2 separate regions of the Mus musculus genome follow, and region 2 is linked to region 1. The links are chromatin loops, found by intact Hi-C in ENCODE. Cell type or tissue: heart. All regions are shown on one strand.

Region 1 (8,000 bases):
GTAATGAATTGGAGGCTAATCTGGGCTACATGAAACTCTGTTTAAAAAAAAAGAAAGAGCAGAGCATAGTGAGGCACACCTTTAATCCCAGTATTCAGTGGGCAGAGGCAGACAGATACCTGAGTTCAAGGTCAGCCTGATCTACATTGTGGGTTCCAGGCCAGCCAAGGCTGCACTGTAAGACTCTGTCTCAAACAAACAAAACACCACAGTAAAAGTTCACAGAACTCAGGAAAGCATTTATTCCCCCTTGCTGGTTTACAATAAATCCAGTTCAGGAATAAACAAACAATGAAGGGACACAGGGCAGGCTGAGTGGAGCGGGGTGAAGGCGCTCCTGAATCTGTTCTGTCCAGCACTGCATACTCCATGATGTGTGCAGGGACTGTCCTTAAAGGCCGCTCGCTCCCCACTCCTGCATTCCCGGCTGTGGGAGCTGGATGGATGGGACCAAGTGTTCCAGTCCTCTCATTACTCTCATGACTGGATTCTTCCTGTGACTGCCCGGCCAGAGACTGCACGCACATACGCACGCGCATACACAAATGTGTATTTTAAGGTTTTATTATTGTTGTTGGCATTCTTGGGTGTCATGGTGCACGTGTGGAGGTCAGAGGGCAGTTTTCAGGAGTCAGTTCTTTTTCCACATTAGTGATGCTGCCTGGTTGCATACTTCAGGCTGGTTAGCCTGTAAACTTCCGGGCAGCTCCCCCGTCGGAGTGCTGGAATTACAGATGTGAGCCTCTGCATTCAGCTTTGTGTCATTCCAGGGATTGATCTGAGGTCCTCAAGCTTGCAGTCAGTTAGCTGCTGAGCCAGCTTGCTGCCATTTGTAATTTTTTTAAGGCAAGATCTCACACTGTATCCTGGACTAGCATTCACAATCATCCTTCTGCATCCGGTTCCTAGGTGGTGAGATTATGGGTAAGTGTCATTCTACCCAGCCAAACATAGCTTTCTTTATGTTTTATAGTTTACCACGTCTGCAGTCCAATACTGTAGCTGCTGATTTTTATTTTCCCCATGAAATGTAAAATAGCAGTGCTGCTTGTGGCTGTCATAGGCGCAGTAGAGCCCTCTCCCATTACACACAGGAGCAAATGAAAGCATGTGTGAGGAAGGTAATGAAGACTGCCCTGAATCCACCTCAGTTGTTCAGATAGCTCTGGGCCTAGTACAGTGTCGGAGAGATACTGGACATCAGTGAGTCTTATTTCGTAAACACATGAGTTCAAGTCCCAGCTCAGGCATTTACCAGTTTCTTGACTTGGGAAAATCACTTGGTTTTGAGTCTTCAGTTTCTTCGTTTGTGGAATGGGATGATGTGCATATCTTAGACTCTGGTTATTTGATCAATAGAACTGTCTTCCATCCATCCTTGATCCATTTTTGCCTGCAATATCGTGTTAGTGAATGTCTGACCGTTTCTAATCCCAAGGGAGAAAGGGCGTGAAAACACTAACTTCTCTGCAAGTGTAATTGTCACACGCCATTCACTGGAGACTCGAGCAGTACCCCAGAGATCAGGCAGAGTTCCTTCTGCCGAGCTCTGGCTGTACCTGGCCTCTTGTGAATTGGCAAGTTTACCTTCTTTTTCTCTTACCAGTGGAAGCTGTGAAAGAGATTAACGTTGAGTCTAAAACAGTGGAGAGACATTCTAGGCAGTGGTAATAAGCACTTATGTGTGCTTGCGCTCTCTCTCTCTCTCTCTCTCTCTCTCTCTCTCTCTCTCAGTGTCAGGGCTGTGTTCTTTTCTCCTCGTGCTGACAGACATTCAGTTGGGACTCACTCTGTTTAAGTGTCATGTTGAGTTTATTGAACATGATGATGGATTTGATGCCCTTTGGGCATTTGTGGCTTCACGTCAGGAATGCAGGCCCAGGAGCCGAGAGTAAAGCTGGGTGGAACAGTGCTCACCTCAGGATTCAGTCTTCAGAGGAAAGTAAGACGTTTATGTGTCTGCGTGTGGAGAATCTGCTAGAGTAGACCGACAAGCTGCTCAGCGCACGCCTTTAACCTCAGCACTTGAGAGGCAGAGGCAGGCGGATTTCTGAGTTTGAGTCCAGCCTGGTCTACAGAGTGAGTTCCAGGACAGCCAGGGCTACAGAGAAACCCAGTCTCAAAAAATACAAAAGCCCTGGATGCATGATTATACCCAGTTTGGAGATTATATGTGACCTAATTAAAAACATAGCTTATATCTACATTGTATGGACATATGTACGCAGTAAGCATTTTGGAGAAGAAATGCCAATCCATAGAATCATCTGTCTTAGATGTAAGAGACCCATTGGCCACAGATAAAGAAAATGGTAGCTTCTAATAGAAGCTCAAATAGAAGGGATAAACACCTGAATTTCAGGCCTGTACAACAAATACTCGTGTGTGTGTGTGTGTGTGTGTGTGTGTGTGTGTGTGTGTGTGTGAGCAAGTTTGTTAGGAGGAGACTCTTCAGCAGCCAGATGAGGGAGTGCTTGTCCACAAGTGCACTTAGAGTCTGAGTCAGGCCTCACAAGTTTGAGGCCAGCGTGGCTCATATAGTGAGAACCTGTCTCAAAAACAAAACTAAGAAGTCTCTTAACTTACTGAAAATAAGTGAAAGAGTGTCTGTAATATTGCTTTCAACAAAGCAAAAGCTCTTAGGGAGGAAAGGGGGGTTCGAGTTTGTTTGTTTGTTTATTTTTAGAGACAGTGTTTCTCTGTGTAGCCCTGGCTTTCTGAAACTCAGTCTGTAGTCTAGGTTGGCCTGGGACTCTTAAGATCCATGTGCCTCTTTCTCTCAAGTGCATGTGCCTGCCAGGAAAGGGTTTATTCAGCCTACATCTCTCAGGTCACATTCTGTCACTGAGGGAACTCAAGGCAGGAACTTGGTAGCAGGAACTGAAGCAGAGGCCATGGAGGAGTGCTGCTTGCTGGCTTGCTCCTTGTGGCTCTCTCAGCCTTCTCTCTTACAGCATCCAGGACCACCTGGCTGGATCCATATGTCAGTGTGTTGGGGACATTTTCATGTTAAGGTTCCCTCTTCTCAAATGACTAGCTGGTGTTAAGTTGACAGAAAACTAGCCAGCACAGATACTATATCTGTTGTTAGCATTTTTCGAGTAATTCCTTAACATTTTAAAGATGCACTTTTAAGCATTTGTCGTCACACTATGTAACTTTGTATTGTACTTTATTTTGCCATGGGAAATGCTGTATATTCACAGTACTGTACACATTTTCACTATAAGATAAGTCGCTGGCATGTTTGGCTGGCTCTTCTGGCACCAGCCTGGGATTAATGCAGTTGCCGTGCTTGTGTTGGGTGTTAGTTTGCTTCTAGATTCTCCTGTCATGATGCATTGTGCCAGCATGGCAGCCTGCATCTGTAGCCCCAGCTACTCAAGCAACTAAGGCAAGTAGATGAGTCTGCATGGTTAACGGTCAGCTGGGTGCACAGCACAATCCAGCCTGATTATTTTCTTGGGCAGGATTCCTAGGTGTAGTTATAATGAGACTGACAGCCAGGACTGGTGCAAAGGGGCAGACCCGTGTTTTTGGCTGATATTGCAAGCCAAGGACTTCTAGTTTCTTCCTCGGCTAGTATCAGATGTATCAGGTATTTATGTTTTGTTTTGCCTTTAAAGAAGGGATCTCCATTCATAGCCTCGAGCTCTGACCTCTCCCGCCTGCTTGGATTACAGATGATTTAGCTCAGACTCTTGATCTGTGTTTACTTTTTCCTGGCAGACTCCTGCCACCTACTGGTCAGGCTGCATATTTACAGCATTTTGTAGTTAGTGGTTTGTATCTCTACCCAACCAGCCAATTGCTATGGTCAGGAGGATGGAGTTCCTTGGTTGACTAGACTGTCTTGGGCCCGCAGCAGGGAATTACCTTGGAATATAGAAAGAAGGTTGTTCTCTAAAGTAATTCACCTTCAACAGCAGGAAAGGGGCATTCTAAAATTATTTAAGGGGCCGGAGAGATGGCTTGGTTGTTAAGAGCATGTAGATTGTTGTTTTTGTGCTTTGTGGGGGTTTTGTTGTTGTTGTTGCTTTGGTTTTTCGAGACAGGGTCTTACTCTGTAGCCCTGGCTGTCCTGGAACTCCATCTGTAGACCAGGCTGGCTTTGAACTCAGAGCTCTGCCTGCCTCTGCCTCCTTTGGCCATGTTTTTTTTTTTTTTTTTTTAAGATTTATTTATTTATTTATTATATGTAAGTACACTGTAGCTGTCCTCAGACACTCCAGAAGAGAGAATCAGATCTTGTTACGGATGGTTGTGAGCCACCATGTGGTTGCTGGGATTTGAACTCTTGACCTTCGGAAGAGCAGTCGGGTGCTCTTACCCACTGAGCCATCTCACCAGCCTGCCTCTGCCTCCTAAGTGTGCCACTGCCCAGTGTGATTTGTGTTTTAAGACACCTCTCTCTCTCTCTGTAACCTAGGCTGACCTGGAACTCACTACGTAGACCTTGAACCCACAGAGATCCACTTGCCCCCACCTCCCAAGAGCTGTGTATCTCTATGCCCAGCCAAAGTTAAAACTATTTAACATTTAAAATTTATTTTGTGGTGCTGCAGAAGACATACATGTTAAATGCCTGTGCTGCTTTCCTTCCCAGACTTCTCATTTTTGATAGTTATTGATACGTAACTTCTAAAAGTTAATTCTAACTTAATAATGTTTCTTATTTTTCTGTTTTCACCAATATTGGTTATTGTTTTTCTAAACATTGTTGCCAGTTTAATGTTGAAAATAGTACTATGGGGCTGGTGAGATGGCTCAGCAGTTAAGAGCACTGACTACTCTTCCAAAGGTCCCAAGTTCAAATCCCAGCAACCACATGGTGGCTCACAACCATCCGTGACGAGATCTGACGCCCTCATCTGGTGTGTCTGAAGACAACTACAGTGTACTTACATATAATAAAGAAATAAATCTTAAAAAAAAAAAAGAAGAAGAAAATAGTACTATGCCAGGGTATGTGGCACAGACCTGTAGTTGAGATCTGTAGCCAAGGTTACATATGTAGTGAGAACCTTTTTTTAAAAAAGTACTTTTTCTATTTTTTTCACTTAACATCAACTGTAATTATTTTCTGTAACTAATTTAAATGGTTGCTTCCTTTTCCATTTGACTGATTTACCATCGTTTGTCAAGATGTTCTCCAATTATTAGTTATTAAAGTGGATTTGGAATTCTGCTGTTCTTTTTGTTTTGAAACTGGGTTCAGTCTGTAACCCAGACTGCCTTGAATTCACTATGGAGACCAGGGTGGTCTCACAGGTGTGATCCTCCTGTCTTAGTTTTTTGAGTACTGGACTAACAAGTATGAGCCGCTGTATACAATTCTTTCTTAAATTTACTTACTGTATTATTTTATGCAAATGAGTATTTTGCCTGCATATATGGGGAACATGTGCATATCTGGTGCCTTCAGAAGTCAGAAGAAAGCATGGCTCCCCTAGGGACTGGAGTTAGAGATGGTTGTGAGCCGTCATGTGGTGCTGGGACTCAAACCTGCCTTTGCAAGAGCAAGTGCTCTTTTTTTTTTTTTTTAAATTATATTTTCTGTGCATTGCATGAATGCACAGAATGTGTTTTGCGTATATGTCTGTATGAGGATGTTGGATCCCTTGGAACTGAAGCTAGAGACAATTGTGAGCTGCCATGTGGGTGCTGGCAATTGAACCGGGGTCTGGAAGGGCAGCCAGTGCTCTCAACCACTGAACCATCTCTCCAGTCCCGGAAATAAGTGCTCTTAACTGCTGAGCCATTTCTCCAACCCCAATTCTTAATTTTGTTTTTGATTTTGTTTTCCAGACAGGGCTTCTCTGTGTAGTCCTGGCTCTCCTGGAACTCAGAGAATCCCCTTTCCTCTGCCTCCTAGGTTCTGGGATAAAAGGCGTGGGCTGCTGCCACCGTCACCACCAGCATCACTAGCAGCAGCAAGAGGCTACAGTTCTTCATTTTTAACATTCATAGATAGTAATACCTACAGTGTTTTTGCTCCTGGGTGCTTTGCCTCTATTGATGTTTTTTCTTTGGGAACAATTCCAGAGATTTTTCTAGCAAAGGTCTGAAGGCCTTGGTCAGGGGTGGAAGCATGTGACTGGCGTGTGTCAGGTCTGAAGAATAAAGGATCAGCACTACAGAAGGAAGCCCTTGCTTTGAAAGGATTTACCAACTTGTATTTCTATCTACACTGTGGGAGTGGGGCTGGGAAGACGGCTCAGCAGTTAAGCGCAATTGGTGCTCTTGCAGGGGACCAGAGTTTGGTTCCCAGCACCCATGTTGGCTGCTCACCACGGCCTGTAACTCCAGCTCCTGGGGCTCTGATGTCTCCCCTGGCCTCTGCAGGCACCTGCACATAAAGACACACACACACAGACACTCCTGGCATATAGACACTATACACATAGTTAGAAATCTTTTGAGGAACTGGAGGTGTAAACTCAGTCGCAGGATGGACACCTAGCATATAGGGGGCTCCGTTTCAATCCCTGGTACCATAGAAAACAGAACTCAGCTCAGTCTTCATGTGGTTGCTGTCATTGTGTTACATATTTTTAGTTTTCCTCCTATCTCTTGGTGCTAGGAATGGAATCCCCAGCCTGGTCATACAAAGCAGTTCCACTGCTGAGCTCTTCTCTATCTGAGCAGTTATTGAACCAACGTTGACTGGCACTGGAGAGACAGCTCAGTGGTTCAGAACACTCGCTATGCTTTCAGAGGACCAAGATTGGATTCCCAGCACCCTGTGACAGCTCACAGCTGTCTGTAACTCCGGTCCCAGAAGGTCTCTTCTGGCCTCTTTGGGTGGTAGCCACACATGATGTACAGACATCTACGCAGGCAAAACACCCATGCACATAAAGTAAAGTAAAATTTAAGCAGGGTTGGTTGGTTGACTGGGTTAAAGGCTGATCTTAAATTGTTTTAGTTTGTAGTTTTAATCTATATAAAATGTTCATTAGAAGTTTAAAAATTCCCTGTTATAGCCTGCCTTTCCTACCTGTGCATTTGGAGTACAAATGTGTGTTTTTCTTTCTCACCTCAGGTCTGGTCCATCGAACTCACATGTCGTCCTGTCGAGTGGATAAGCCTTCTGAGATAGTAGATGTTGGAGACAAAGTGTGGGTGAAGCTGATTGGCCGAGAGGTAAAGTGTCCTGCCCCTTCGCGTGGTTGAAAGGCTTATAAAATGCTGGGCTTTCATTGGAGTTCATAACGGTGTGTAAACGTTCGTGATGGCTGACGTCCTTATTTTTAAATCTTGTCCCAGTCATCTGTCTTGAGTTTGAATCTTCTGGTTGTCTGTCCTGCGGGCCTGGGAGAAAGAACATGAAGTGCAGAAGTGTAGTGGGGGAGTGTGTGTTCATGGGACTCTCCTCCTGAGGCTTAGATAGAAAAGAGCCAGAGATGGAGATTTACTCTTTAGCTTAGCTTCAGAGAGCACTTGTCACGTGTACTTCATCTTAGGCCGGAAGGAAAAAGACACACAACTTGCAGCCATTTCTCCTAGAGTAGATGGGCAGCTCGGGCATGGGGGTGCATGCCTTCCGTGGGCTACGAGGGAATGGCAGGCAGAAAGCCAGGGACACTAGTAGGAATCTGAAAACTGTTGAGTGCTTCCACGTGTTAGGTTCTGTAGCTGTAAGACGGAGCCAGAGCTGAATGTGGTGTCATACTTCTGTTACTTTAGCATCCAGGAGGCTGAGGCAGGAGAGTGTGTGTATGTCTACTGTCTGCCTGTCCACTCATGCAGGCCACAGTGTGTGTGGAGATCAGAGGACAGCTTGCTGCAGTCTCCTCTCTCCCTGCACCATGTGAATTCTGGGAATTGAACTCACGATGTTAGGCTTGACAGCAGGCACCTTCACCCACTGAGCCATTTCACTGGCCCCTCCAAGATAGGAATGGATGAAGACCATTTCCTGTACCTCTTCAGCCGTTACGTCTGCCCTTTTTACTTCTTGTACACCCCCCCCCCACACACACACACCCGTGTTCTTA
Region 2 (8,000 bases), 550 kb before region 1:
TTGCTGAGATGGGGAAATCACTCCTCCCCAAGGACGAGCCCACAATAGCCATACAATCCCAGGTGCTCATCCCTGAAATCATGTATGTATATAACAATAATCATCAAAGGGGGAAAAGCCATGAATCTGAGAGAGTGGGGCGGGGCCATAGGAGAGGTTGAAGCAAGGGAATGTAGGAGGAGTTGGAGGGAGGAAAGAGAAGAGAGAAATGATGTAATGATATTTTAGCTAGGGCTGGAGAGATGGCTCAGTGGTTAAGAGCACTGACTCCTCTTCCAGAGGTCCTAAATTCAATTCCCAGCAACTATGTGGTGGCTCACAGTAATGGGATCCGATGCCCTCCCTCATCTGGTGTGTCTGAAGACAGCGACAGTGTACTCACATAAAATATATAAATAAGCACTTGCGAGGCAGAGGCAGGTGGATTTCTGAGTTCGAGGCCAGCCTGGTCTACAGAGTGAGTTCCAGGACAGCCAGGGCTACACAGAGAAACCCTGTCTCGAAAAAAAAAAACATAAATAAATAAATAAATATTAATAATAATATTTAACTAAACATTTTAAATGTTTATTAAGAAAAAGTTAAAATGCACGAGCACTGCAAAGTCATAAAACATAAGAAGATGGAGAACTACAGACAAAGGTGTCAAACATCTCCTCTCCTCTCGCTTCTGCATGCACACACACACACACACACACACACACACACACACACGTAAACATATAGGAGGTTCTGGCATCCTCTTACAACACAGATAAGCCTTGAGGTTTAAGCAAACTAAATGCACTACGTGACTCCAGTCATGAAGTCCCCAGAGTGGACACTCACAGAGACAGAGCAGAAGCAATGGCTGCCAGGAAGTGGGTAGGCGTGTGAGGTGTTCTGGGGATGCAGACTGGTGACAGTCTCCCAACGAGGAGAGCGTGCTGGATGCTGCTCAACTATGCGTGAACGACAGATAAATGGATATTCTCAGGTTATACATCTTGTTACTAACATTTTTTAACTAAAAATCAGTAAAACAGTTCTGGGGACCTGGGGGGCTTGGGACTGGAAGCCTGGGGACCTAGAGACCTGGGGACCTGGGGACCTGGGGACCTGGTAGGCTGGGGACCTGGGGACCTGGAGACCTGGGGGCCTGAGGACCTGGGACCCTGGTAATCTAGAGCCTGTTATTTAGGACCTGGGGGTCTAGGGCCCTGACTCAGTTGAACGAGTGCCACCTAGTGTCACATTTTTTTGTCAGCCTGACACAGACCTACACACCAGGGGAAAGGGAACCGTCAACTGAGAAATTGCCTGCAGGCAAGTCTGGGAGGCATTTTCCTGATTGTTGATAGATGTAGGAGAACCTAGCCCACTGTGGGCGGCACCACACCTAGGCGGTGCGTAAGGAAAGTGGCAGAGTGATGCATGAAGAGCAAGCCAGTGAGCTGCACTCCTCCATGGTCTGTGCTTCAGTTCCTGCCTCCAGGGTCCTCCCTTGAGCTCCTGCCTTGGCTTCCCTGACTGATGGACGGTGACTTGTAAACCAAATAAACCCTTTCTTGCCCATGCTGCTTTGGGTAGAGGCTTCACCACAGGAACAGAGAGCCATTAGGACACACAGCACACCAAGCTCAGTGTCCAATCCCCAACACAATGTAGTGGTATCCACAGGGCATGGTGTCCACAGCACACAGGAGAAGAAAGCAAGAGGTTAACCTACGCTACATATTGAGTTTAAGGGCAGCCTGGACTACATGAGACCCTGACTCAAAGGGGGTGGGGGAAGTATTGAACTCAGGCTAGTAACAGTCTTCTAAGAAAACAAAGGATCTTTCGAGTAGAACTGTTATATACTTTCCCTTGGAACCAGAGACCCTAGGAGTCCTTCATTTGTTTGTTTGGTTGGTTGGTTTTGTTTTCCCAGACAGGGTTTTTCAGAAAGCAACCCTGGCTGTCTTGGAGTCCTGGACTAGCTTTGTAAACCAGGCTGGCCTCAAACTCACAGAGATCTGCCTGCCTCTGCCTCCTGAGGGCTGAGATTAAATGCATGAGCCACCACACCTGGCTTTGGACGTCTGTAGAAGGGCAGTGTCTCTAGACACTTTCCCTGTTGCTATGATAAAAAATACTCTGACAAATGTAAACTGAGGGACAAAGGTGTTATTTAGCTCGAAGTTCCAGCTTACAACCCATGGAGGCAAGACACCACATTGCATCCTCAGTCAAGAAGCATCGCACCACAGAGACAGAACGGATGCCAGAGCTTAGCTTGCTGTCTCCATCTTGTACAGTTCAGGGTCCCCTGCCCTTCCAGTGGTCCCATCATAATTAAGATGTGTCTTACCTCATTAATTAACATAATCAAGATAGCTCTCCACACGGAGAGACCCAGAAGTCCATCTCTCAGACAATTCCAGATTCTGTCAAGTTGACAATATCAGAACAGATTGAAGCTGAGCAGATCACACCCATCAGTGTGGGCTCTCACGCAGGGATGACCATGCTGAGTTCCGAGGAACAAAGGTTTCCACCAAACAAGAAAGGAAGTCCCAACCAGGGCCTTGGCTTGGAAGGCGCAGGAGCGATAGCAGGCTTTCAGGAGCTTACTTCTACCTACCTTCCCCCAAGCAAGGAAAGAAAACAGGATTTGTCCAGGCGAGAGGATTTGGCCACCGGGGCCAGGCAATACCAAGGAACGGCCACCAGAGGGCAGCAGGTCTCTGCTTTTAAACTGTGGTAGAGAAGATTAAAAAGGTGTGCCCGAGAGTACTCTTCCTGGCAATGTGGGTTGTCAAACTAGGCAAGCGCTTAGAACCGGAGCCCTTGTTCCAGAAGTGGGGCCCCGGGAATAGATGGCTCCCAGACACAGCTGAAACGAGACACAGCATGCATGCCTACATCTGTCCTTTCCTCTACCCTGCAGGGAGCTCAGCCCAGATGGAAGCCCATGTGAAGGAAGGCAAAGAGAGACTGAGAAGGTGACAACGGCACCCACATGTACCCAATGCCGCTGTGGTATGGGGAAACTGAGGCATGCGTTGGCGATAAAGCACCCAAGGTCGTCTGCATCCCTCCTGAGCATGTCAAGCTTCAATGTGGGTGCCCCGAAGCCTCTGCCCCCTCCGGGGCATATTTAGAAACCGTGACATAGCTGTGGTCATGGCTCACAGACCTGCTGAAGGCCATTGATTAAGGACAGGGTCCTTATCAGGCAAAGTCAGCCCATAGTGGGTCCATGGAGAATGGACACTCTAGAGCGTCCTTGCGGCCCTTCCTGGAGGCAGCTGAGATATGGCTTAGGCCCTTTTTGGATTAGGAGCCGTGTGACTTTGGGTGTTTGGAGGTGCACAATAATAAGTCACAAGGTTCCTCCATTTCTACATCTAAAACATGGCCACAGAACACAGACCCACCTTGAAGGAGGCTGAAAAGGTACCGAAGACCCCGGCTTTCCCATCCAGGACTAAGAACACACACAGGGCTTACTCAACTGGTCTTAGGGAAGGAGACACCCTGACCTGGCTCTCTCCTCCCGCCTGGAAAGGAAAACGGGATGGAGACTCTGAACAGAGGTGAAGCTAAGAGTCACTGACTGCCAGCCCTTTAATGGAGAGCAAAGCCTTGGGGATTCCAGCAGCTGGCTGACTGGGCACACGGGAGCTGACCCACACACACCCCAACATTTCACGTCTCCCCTCCTCGCACCTGCACAGATGGACATTCCACCATTGTGGACCCCTTCCTTTATATGTGGATTGAAGAAACTCTCCAGGTAATGGGCCATCTCTCTGAGAAGCTCCTAAAGCCATCATAAATGGCTAAGTGTCTTGGAGGGTGACATCACCTGAGCTGTGGTCAGCTCTGGTCCCTGGGAGCGGGTAGGGGAAGAATGATGAGCATGTGTGCACACACACATATACACACTCACACATACATATATACACACACACATGAATGCATACACATACACACACATACACATATACACACACACATATATACACACACACATGAATGCATACACATACACACATATACACACATACACACATGCACACACATACATATATACAAACACACATATATACACATACACATGAATGCATACACATACACACATACACACATATACACACATACACACACATGCACACACATACACGCACAAGTGCACACACATATACACATACACACACATACATACCCCACCCCACAACACACACACACACACACACACACACACGAGACTAGCAGAAGGGCTCAGAAAGAGAAGCCTCCTCCAAAAGGGGTCCCAAGGCTTGCTGGGGGCAGGGTAGGGGATGAGCTGACAAGGCTCATGGAGAACCCAGCAGGAGTTGGGGGAAGAAGCCTTCTGTAATAGTAGCAACATCCATGAAGCAATAATGTCCCAGGAGCCCAGGCTCCATCTGTCTCTCAGATGGTCCATGAGTCCATGGACAGATAACCCCAGTGGTTGCTTCCTGGCCTCCAAGAGGCCTTTTGTCTGATGAGCACCAGAGATCACTTCCTGTCCCACTTGGGCCAGATCAAATTGTAGAGACTGTCCCAAACAAAGAGCCTCACAGGCCAGAGAAGCCTGGTGGTTGGGGATATGCCCACTGACACAGCCTCCTGCTGGGGTAGCCCTGGGGGCCCACACAGCCTGGCAGAGATCAGAGACAGCAGGGACAGAGGCCATGACCCTACTAGAGGCCAGAGGAGCCAAGATAAGGGGCAACAGGAAGGGGTGTAGGAGGGGGTGTACACAGATCAAAGGCCTCCAAAGGCCACTCTGCAGAAGCCAGAAGGCATTTGAAAATAAAGAGTACTCACAGTTCCCCAGCAGCTTCCGGTCAGCTGTTGACAGGCTCAGCTCCAGTTTGCTCTAGGCACGCACACGTGCACACACACGCACGAACGAATGCATGCATGCATGACCCCACCCATGCCACTCCACAACCCATGGCTGCCACTTCCCTTGCTCCCTGAACCTTTGCTCTAGAGACGTCCCTAAAGCCTGACCCCTGACTCTGGTGCCCAGAGGGCTTCTGTCTCCGTTTGGAGGCTTCAGGCCCTGTCTCTGATGCTCTCGTCAGAGTCATCCTGTCCAGCTGTTCCAGGGTGCATAGCCAAGCCCTGACCTGGGATGAGTGGCTTCCTGGCAGCAGGTGGCACTGGGAACAACTGTCCTGATGACTGCGCAGTTACCCTGGGTCTTGCTCCAGCTTCCTGGCCCTCTTTGGCAACCTGCTGTGCCTCCGTCCTCTCCCCCCCCCCCCCAACCCCTGGCCTTTGACTCTCTGCCAGGGAAGGTTTCTGTCTCAGGCTTTACCTGCCCTCTTGCCACCCCACAGGCAAAGCCCCTGTCACCTGTCACCTGCAGCTTCCCAAGAAGATCTCTCTGCCATTCTTGCTGCCCCACCCTGGATTTCTAACCTATCTTATCACGCCTCTCTTGACCCCTCCAGTCTCTCTCCTTAACCCTTGTCCCCTGGAATCCAATCCCCTGGACCTATCTCCTTCCGTGTAAAAGCCAGTGAGCAGCCCATGAGGCTGTATAAGTGTCCTCCCCCTCCTCCTCTGCCTCCCCACTCTCCCCGGCACTCTGTCCAACTCCCCAGAACATTCTTTTTTTTTTTTTTAAAGATTTATTTATTTATTATATGTAAGTACACTGTAGCTGTCTTCAGATGAGGGCATCAGATCTTGTTACAGATGGTTGTGAGCCACCATGTGGTTGCTGGGATTTGAACTCCGGACCTTTGGAAGAGCAGTCGGGTGCTCTTACCCACTGAGCCATCTCACCAGCCCTCCCCAGAACATTCTAAACTCATGCCCACCACAGGGCCTTTGCATCTGCAGTCCTGCCTTTCTCAATGGTATGTATGATTTCCTCTCACATATCGGGTATTGGCTTAAAAGTCCCTCTTTCTCATAACCTCTCTGTAAACCATTAGAGAGAGAGAGAGAGAGAGAGAGAGAGAGAGAGAGAGAGAGAGAGGGAGGAAGGAAGGAAGGAAGGAAAAGGAAGGAAGGAAGGAAGGAAGGAAGGAAGGAAGGAAGGAAGGAAGGAAGGAAGGAAAAGGAAGGAAGGAAGGAAGGAAAAGGAAGGAAGGAAGGAAGGAAGGAAGGAAGGAAGGAAGGAAGGAAGGAAGGAAGGAAGGAAGGAAGAAAATGTTCCACATACATAGCACACCCTCCCTTCTTCCAGCTTAATTTTTCTCCACAACCTTCAGCACTGGCTGGCCCTGATACTGGTACCTCCTACCTCTCTGACCAATACTAGCTCATTGAGCAGGCCCCAAAAACAGAGCCAACAAAACAAAACAAAACAAAACAACAATAACAACAAAACAGTGAAGAATGGATCTGGGCAGAGTCCTGACTCAGAGCAGTGAGGCCTGGCAGGTGGGATGGGATGGGAAGGGAGAGGGGTCAGAGCTCACCTGCAAGTGAGGCCCCGGGGACACTCCCTGAGTTTAGGGCCGGGAAGTTCAGCACAGGGTTGGCAGTGTAGCGCGCCCATTCCTTCCTTCCCTTCGTTGTTGTTTTATAAGACAGAGTCTCGGGTATCTTTAGGAACCTGCTATGTTGCCAAGAACGACCTTGAATCCCCCTGCCTCCACCTCCCAAGTGCTGGGTTTCTAGGCACGCACAACCAACCGCCCTGGCTCTGGCAGTGCCAGGGACCCACTCTGGATTTCATGCACGCTGCCTTTGTGAGCCGCCTACCAACGGAGCTACCCTCCAGCTCCTCATTCAAACTTAATCCTGGAGGGACCAGGAGCCACTGAGAGACAAAGAGCAAGATGAAGGTGTGTTCCTCCTGACTGTAGTGTCCCTCTGCCCCTGCCCTAATACCGGAGTGGCCGTGGGTACGCCCGGTGTGCCCTGGAGCTCCGGGAAAGGCTGCTGAGCCACCGCCTGTCTCTGTGTGACCCTCTCCAAGTTTGGGTTCTACAGCCCTCCCAGGAAGGAAGAGCCCAGAGGGAACACTGAGGCCTCCACAGAGAAACAACTTACCTAGTCAAGACACACTATGTATCATTTGTAATTCTTGTTGATAGCTAGCAATTTGCATGGACTGACGAGAGTTTGGTAAGTTTTGGTTTTTGCTTTTTTGTTTTGTTTTGTTTTTTAAGGGGAGAATTTGGTGGGGTTTGTTTTGTTTTTTGCTTTTTTGGTTTGGTTTTTGTTTTGCTTTGCTTTGCTTTTTAAGGGGAGAGTTTGGGTTTCAGTCACCAGGATGTTAAAGGGTCAGCCTCAGGTACCTCTAGATCCAGCTGCAAACACCGGCTCAGCCTGGAGCAGTTGGCCCTCTGGGGAAGTCTCAAAGACTAACCCTGTGCCTACTGGGATGGGGCTGGAGAAAGGGACAGATGTGACCCCAAAGGAAAGTCAGAGTATTCACCCCAAAATAAGGGAACAGCAGCCACACCAGCACACAGCCCCCAAATCCTGGAGGAAGATTGTGTAAATAAGCATCCCCTAGAGGGTAGCGGGGCAGCCGGGGGCAGGCGGAGCGAGGAGGTGACCAGGCAACCATAATGGGCCCCTTGACAGGAGCTAATCAATCTCCTGGCTCCGTACCTCACACTCCCCCATCAGCGATTTGCTGAGGGAAACATCTGTCACTTTTCCAAGATGAATAACACACCAACACCATTATTAATGTGTTTTTAAGTGGTGTTTAGAATCCACTTCATTTTAAATAAAGCGACATGGCTCTCTCCTGACTGCTTAGTGCCCCAGAGGCCTGGTACAACATGGCTGCTGTGTCAGCAGTGTGACTCCCGGGTACTGTTCCCACATGTATGCACAGAGCCAAGGTCACAGGTGCCTGCCAAATGGTGGGAGAATGTGATGGAGCGAGCAAACCCAGCACCAGAGATCGAGGAGGGAATCTTAGTTAGGGTTTTACTGCTGTGAACAGACACCTCGGCCAAGGCAGCTCTTATAAGGACAACATTTAATTGGGGCTGGCTTACAGGTTCAGAGGTCCAGTCCATTAT

What was found. Hi-C counts contacts between places; a loop is a spot of excess contacts. Peaks named below come from ENCODE experiments on the same cell type or tissue, not always from the same donor. Only the 100,000 strongest peaks of a DNase experiment are listed, where the experiment ranks them.
Region 2: a loop joins it to region 1, with 2.6 times the contacts of the local background. A loop is called at or near these places in 2 of 42 quality-filtered maps.

Annotation. Positions count from the first base shown.
Region 1 is chr4:130,337,630-130,345,629 of GRCm38, reverse strand. It overlaps Zcchc17 (zinc finger, CCHC domain containing 17), which reads left to right. Exons shown (of 8, transcript NM_153160.5): 4 at 7,046-7,146. Among named protein-coding and RNA genes, the nearest start is that of Zcchc17, 18 kb to the left of the region's middle. In heart, a CTCF peak has its summit at 3,745 (motif pointing left); no DNase peak of the experiment used is centred here.
Region 2 is chr4:130,887,124-130,895,123 of GRCm38, reverse strand. No RefSeq gene overlaps it. Among named protein-coding and RNA genes, the nearest start is that of Gm35294, 20 kb to the right of the region's middle. In heart, a CTCF peak has its summit at 1,241 (motif pointing left); DNase peaks (open chromatin) are centred at 2,713, 2,993, 4,463 and 4,833; H3K27ac peaks cover 947 bases.